Regions from separate parts of the Homo sapiens genome. Here region 2 is linked to region 1. A link is a contact called in ENCODE Hi-C or POLR2A ChIA-PET data. All regions are on one chromosome and are shown on one strand. Each heading gives the region's core, a stretch centred on a gene start or an enhancer-like site at or near the end of the contact. The rest is flanking DNA. Distances are from core to core; before and after follow the strand shown.

Region 1 (3,167 bases), core at 411-2,910:
TTATTGTCATTACTATACCATTTATCCAGTAAATGAACATTTTCTGGGTTCTGTATATTTGACAAAATGCCACTACGTGAAGTCATTTCTTCCGTCCAATTTTGATGAAAGCTCTTAAAGACAGAAACATATATATAGACAGTACTTGGCACACTGTGAACTGCAAAAGTGTTTAATGATGACAGTAATTAGGATAACGGAATAATATGTGTTGAGTTGATAGTTGGCAGCATTTTAAATATATTAAGAAAGCATAAAAAAGGACCATTTAAAAACGAGGTGGGAATCCCCAAAGTAACAATGGTCTTGTTAAAAGTGAACTAGAAAAAGACTGCTGTTTCTGAGAAATATATGTTTCAATCAAACTAAAAATTACTCTAAATTGAATTACTTGCCCCAAAGCTCATTTTCTGTTGTTTGTGAACCCCATTCACTCAATCATTCCTGTATTCAACAAACATGACTTTCTTTTATCATTTGTGTTCTTATTCCATTACTCCTTCCTTTTTTTTTTTTTGAGATGGAGTCCAGCTCTGTCTCCCAGGCTGGAATGCAGTGGCGCTGTCTCGGCTCACTGCAACCTCTGCCTCCCAGGTTCAAGCGATTCTCCTGTCTCAGCCTCCTGAGTAGCTGGCATTACAATCGTTTGTCACCAAGCCCAGCTAATTTTTTTTTGTATTTTCAGTAGAGACCATGTTGGCCAGGCTGGTGTTGAACTCCTGACCTCAAGTGATCTGCCCACCTCGGCCTTCCAAAGTGCTGGGATTACAGGTGTGAGCCACCACGCCCAGCCCATTATTCCTTCTTTTATTCCACAGACATTTACACACTCTCCTACTGTGTGCCAGGCATTGCTTTAGATTCTAATAATTGAGCAGCAAATGATCCTTGTCCTTGGGAAACTTAGAATCTAGTGAAATATTCATTCATTCTTTCATTCATTCACATATTTACTGGGTGCTCACGTGTTCTGGGGATACAGCAACAGAAAACACAGGACCCTCAGGTAAACGAATTACATTCCAAAGGGTAGAAGCGAAAGCAAGGGCAAAGGTCTTGAGACAGCTGTGAGCATGGCTAGAGGCCAGTTAGCAAAAGGGACATGACACCATCTGTGTCCCCTCCCACTCTGATAGGGACACATAACATTTTCTCAATTTTTCCTAAAAGACTACAAAAAGTCTCTTCTTTCCAAACAGTTTGCCGCCCTAAATCCTTCCAGTATATTACTTGGGGAGGTGTCACTAGATCTGTGTACCTCTGTTTCTCATTATGTGACTCCATTCTGGTTTCTTGCAGGTTTTTGTTTAAAGGAATGGTGGCGTTATTTATTTAAAACAGGCTTTAAAAGATACGGTTAAAACAGGGTAGAAAACCCTCACGTGGCCCACCTGCAATTCCTACTAACTTAACATAGGTCCCGCGTCTGAGGAATCCCCCTAGGTCCTAAATCTTTGGCAGCCAAGTCAAAAGTGACTACGACTCCGGGACTATAATTCCCAAGAGACACTGCGTCCGCACCCTCTGCGCATGTTCAACCTTGGTGACTGCATAAGGCAGCGAGCCCAAGGGGCTGGGCTTGGGCCTGAGCGGTGAATCGGGGCGGGGCTAGGGGCAGGGCCAGGGAGGGGGCGGTGCTGCCGGCACCGCCCGGAACACGCTAGTGGAGCGGAAGATGGCGGCGGCGGCGGCGGCCGCTGCAGCCGGGACTTCAGTTGGGCTGAGGCGGAGGAGCCGCCGCTTCTGACCTCGCTCTGGCTCCGGTGCGCGCGGCTGAGCGCGTGCGAGGCCCCGCGCGTCGGGCAGGGGCGGCGGCGGCCACTGCGCGCCGCCCTGAGGAGCGCCCCAGCGGCGGCGCGACTGCGGCTGAGGAGAGAGCCGGCTCCGGGCCTCCGCGTCCTCCTGCTCCCCCGGCCCCCCGCCTCCTCGGGGGGGCGGCGGCGGCGATGTTCTCGGTCCTCTCGTACGGGCGGCTGGTGGCCCGCGCCGTGCTCGGCGGCCTCTCGCAGACCGACCCCAGGGCCGGCGGCGGCGGCGGCGGCGACTACGGACTGGTGACGGCCGGCTGCGGCTTCGGGAAGGACTTCCGTAAGGGCCTCCTCAAGAAGGGCGCGTGCTACGGGGACGACGCGTGCTTCGTGGCCCGGCACCGTTCCGCGGACGTGCTCGGTGAGTCCCCGACCCGGTTCCCTTGCCCCAGCCTCGGATCCGCCTCCCGGGGACTCCCCGCGCGGGGCTTCCCCAGTTCCTCCCGGCGGCGAAAGGAGCCAGAGCGCTCACATGGAGGGAGCGCTTACTATGCGCCAGGCGCCGTGCCAAGCGCTCCGAGGCGCGTTTTCCGCTTGAACGACCCCCATTTTAGAGAGGAGGAAACTAAGGCGCACAGCGGTCAAGTCGTGTGCTCAAGGTCACAACCCGAGAGTGTGACCGGTCTGTCCGAGTCCAGAGCCACACTCTCGGTCTCACTCGGCCGTGCCAGCCCTGGGCGACCTCGTCCCCTCCCTGGGCGACACCTGCAGGCTCCTAACCTCGTTCTGGTTCCCTCTCCGCATGCCCCGGGGATCCCTGCCTCTTCGCGTGCTCCCGACACCACAGCCCGGCCCAGGCTGCGGGATCGCCGGCCGACAGGCAGTCGTGAGCCCCCAGACAGCCCGGCCGTATTCTTTCGCCGCCTGGATGGTAACCAAATCTTCACCCTTTTCGGAGTGTGGCGGTGGGGGCTGCTGGCTTGGCGAAAAAACCCTCACAGCGTTTTCTCCCAAATTGATCTTGTCCACTTGCGGTCACTTGGGGGTTGGCAGAGTCTCCTTGATCCAAAATAGAATGGTCGAGCCTACTTGTAGATTGCAGCCGGTAAAGCTCTGAGGATTGGTCACAGCCTTTTCAGGCCACAGGTGCTCCCTGAGGCCTATTCCAGTTATACCTTTTGGGGGTGGGAGACTACGGAGAGAGCTGGCAGAAAGGGCTAAATATAGTTCACAAGCAGTCAGAAACTTTACCATAATGTACGCCTTAGGAGATTTTGTGTATGCTATGGGATATTGTGCCGTTAAAACTCTTTGAATGAATAAAGCAATGCGCTCGCTTTGAAATTGAAGGACGTGTTGTCATTGAACTTGGGTTCAAATGTCACTTTGATTTCCCTTCCCAGGTGAGACTAAGTTTTT
Region 2 (3,288 bases), core at 531-3,030, 2.6 Mb before region 1:
AGAGGTTTCTTAATGTTACCATTATCATAATGGCTAGTGGTTTCTATGTTTTAACTCACGGCTGTCCAACCTTTTGGCTTCCCTGGGCCACGCTGGAAGAACTATCTTGGGCCACACATAAAATACACTACCATTAATGATGAGCTAAAAAAAAAGAGGCAGGGGGGTTGTTCATGCATAATTTTCATGATATCTGCCACCATAGATTAAAGTCCTCGCATTCAAATGCTTCAACACGGTTGTTTAACTGTTTAATATATGACTGCTTGCCTGCCTGTACTGCCTTTGCCCACTGGCTTTCAACTGGGGTGATTTTTGCCCCCATGGGGACATCGGCAATGTCTGGAGACATCTTGACTGTCACAACTTGGGAGTGGGGGGATTGCTGGTGGGTGGAGTCCAGGTATGCCACTGAACTTGCTTCAATGCACAGGTGAGACCTCCCGAAACAGAATTATGTGGCTCAAAATGTCAACTGAGCTGCTGTTGAAAAATCCTATCTTAGCTAATATCCCCACTTTAGGAATGAGGAAATTGAAGCTTGGAGTGGTTAACTTGCCTTTTATAAGTTTCAACCCAGGCAGTCTGAATCAGGGACCCTGCCTGCTTAACCATTACCCTATATACACCTACGACTAGAACCAGTCCCCTGATTTGAATTCAAACACGTCATTTTTCCAGACAGACAAAAATGAGGCCCAGAGAGGGGAAGAGACTTGCCCAAGGTCACACAGTGGAGGAGTAGGGCTAGAACCCGGGACTCCTGCGTCCTGGTCCAGTGTTCCCTCCGCGGGCTTTGCTTCTGCCTCTACAGAGGACCCAACTGGCCAGCGCTGGGGAAAGGGCCTAGGGGAAGAGGTTCAGCTACCATCCCGCTGTCCGCTGGGGCAGCCTGACCCAGGCACAAGACTCCTGTGGGGTCACCTAAGGGCGCCAGGGAGAAGAGCGAGGGAGGGAGGAAGAAGGAGGCAGGACAGCTGGCTCCAGCTCCACGTGCTCCCAGCCCCTGGCTGGGAGCCCACGTGAGGGTCGCCCTAAGAAGTCGGGGGCGAGGAGAGAGGGTGCAAAGCCCCGGCCCGGGCTGGACGGAGAGAAGCGCGGTGGAGACTTCCCTGCGCCCCCTCTGGGCCCGTACGGCCCACCTCCCACACCAGAGTGCTGCGCCGCAACCCCTTACTCCGCGTCCTCTGACCCCTGATCCCTGCCCTCTCCCTCGGGCCAAGCCGTCGCATCCCTCGGATTCTTACACGCGCCGCCCCAGCAACCCGGACCGCGCGCCGGGGTCCGCACCGCGCAGCCTAGCCCGCCGGCGCCGCCGCCAAAACCCCGAGCCCGAAGCTGTTGCAGCCGCCGCAGCCGCCGAAGCCGCCGCCACTTCAGCCACTGCCACCAGGGCAGCTGCGCCAGCTCTCCTATCCACCGCCTACCGTCCTCTCAACCCCGCTGGCCCCGCCCCATTTCCCCTTCACAGCGTCCTACTGGCTAACTGGGCTACCGTGATGAACTCTGATTGGCCAACTATCACGTCCTTCCGCAGGTCTCGCCCGCCGCCGATGCGGTACTCCCTGCCCGCCTCCTTAAGAAGGGGCGGGACGAAGAATCCACGCCCCTTACTCCTCCCTTGTTCCCCGCCTTACTCGTTGAGTCCAACCCAGAGGGAGTCCCAAGTCTTTCCATTGGTGAAAGGTCAAAATGGCGGTGCTTCTGATTGGTCAGACTTCAGGAGGTGGGGACAACTGAGCGGAACAATAAATTGAATGGTGAAAAGAAAGGTCAGTCAGACACCGAGTCTCGCCTTCTGAGATTGGCGGGTAACCTAGCAACGCAGGGACCGCGGCGGTAACTGTGGCTAGGGAAACCTGGAGCGGTCAGAGCAGGTGAGTAGCCAGTTGGGAAAGGGTCGCGGATCGGGGGAGATGTGGAATAGGGTTCAGCCCTCTGTCCTTTGGCTCCCTGAGGAATTAGAAGCCCCCGCTGCGATCTCGTCTCAGCTTCAGGACCCTGTCCCTCAGCTCCTGCCTTAGTCTGGACCTTTCGCTCCACAACCTGCAGGGAGCCGGCCTCCATTCTGCCCTTCTACCTGCCCACTTCATGGCTCCACTCCCTCATCCCTAAAACGAGGAGGACAACAGTCAAGCAGAGTCATATCGTAGTTAACTTATTTCAAGTCAAACATGGGAGCTGTGGGTGGGAGGGGAGTTTATAAGTCCCCTCCCATTTCACCCAACGGCCATACGTTCCTCGGTGAGCAGGCAATCTCACTTCAGTGTTTAAATTAGGTAGTTTTGTTTGTTTGTTTTGTTGTTGTTGTTGTTGTTTTTGCCGAGCATGGTGGCTCACGCCTGTAATCCCAGCACTTTGGGAGGCCGAGGCGGGCAGATCACTTGAGGTCAGGAGTTCTAGGCCAGCCTAGCCAGTATGGTGAAACCCCATCTCTACTGAAAATACAAAAATTAGCTGAGCATGGAGGCGCACCTGTAATCCCAACTACTCGGGAGGCTAAGGCACGAGAATCACTTGAACCCGGGAGACTTAGGTTGCAGTAAGCCAAGATAGCGCCATTGCACTCCAGCCCGGGCAACAGAGCAAGACTCTGTCTCAAATAAATAAATAAATTAGGTAATTTTTATTACACCACTTTTGCCTTTATCCTAACTTTGGAATTTAACTCCCATCTCCATCCTTAAGATGTGATCTCATTGTACCTACTGAAGACAGAGAGTTTCTTGTGATGATTAAATGAGGCTAAGGGCCGGGCGCGGTGGCTCAGCCTGTAATCCCAGCACTTTGGGAGGCCGAGGCCAGCAGATCACCTGGGCCAGCAGATCACCTGAGGCCAGGAGTTTGCGACTAGCCTGGCCAACATGGTGAAACCCTGTCTCTACTAAAAATACAAAAATTAGCCGGGCCTGGTGGCGTGTGCCTGTGATCCCAGCTACTCAGGAGGCTGAGCGGGAGAATTTCTTGAACCCGGGTGGTGGAGGTTGCAGCGAGCCGAGATCGTGCCACTGCACTCCAGTCTGGGTGATAGAGCGAGACTCCAGCTCAAAAAATAAATAAATAAATAAATAAATAAATAAGGCTGAGGTGGGAGAATTGCTTGATCGCAAGAGGCGGAGGTTGCGGTGAGCCATGATTGCACTACTGCACTCCAGCCTGGGCGACAGAGCGAAAAACCCTGTCTCAAAAAAATATATAAAAAAAAAACTTTGAGGTTCAAAAGATATTTTCATAAGAAAATGAAAAGATCAGCCACAGACACAGACATGGAGGAAATATTTGCAAATC

Evidence for each region. A loop is a pair of places that touch in the nucleus more often than their neighbours do. ChIA-PET counts read pairs that join two places held with the same protein, here RNA polymerase II (POLR2A). Pooled maps may share reads with other maps.
Region 2: a pooled map shows a loop between it and region 1 (4-fold over the local background). The contact joins the promoter of DRC10 here to the promoter of PPTC7 in region 1. A Hi-C loop is called at or near these places in 4 of 50 pooled maps. POLR2A ChIA-PET finds 5 or more read pairs at or near these places in 2 of 52 experiments (GM12878 and activated T-cell).

The regions. Positions count from the first base shown.
Region 1 is chr12:110,581,811-110,584,977 of GRCh38, reverse strand. It overlaps PPTC7 (protein phosphatase targeting COQ7), which reads left to right and starts at 1,660. Exons shown (of 6, transcript NM_139283.2): 1 at 1,660-2,169. The coding sequence starts at 1,947. RefSeq lists silencers at 1,508-1,837, 1,878-2,027.
Region 2 is chr12:113,219,586-113,222,873 of GRCh38, reverse strand. It overlaps DRC10 (dynein regulatory complex subunit 10), which reads left to right and starts at 1,780. Exons shown (of 5, transcript NM_001330452.2): 1 at 1,780-1,877. TPCN1 (two pore segment channel 1) reads right to left here and starts at 1,410. Exons shown (of 28, transcript NM_017901.6): 1 at 1,248-1,410. RefSeq lists an enhancer at 2,032-2,181.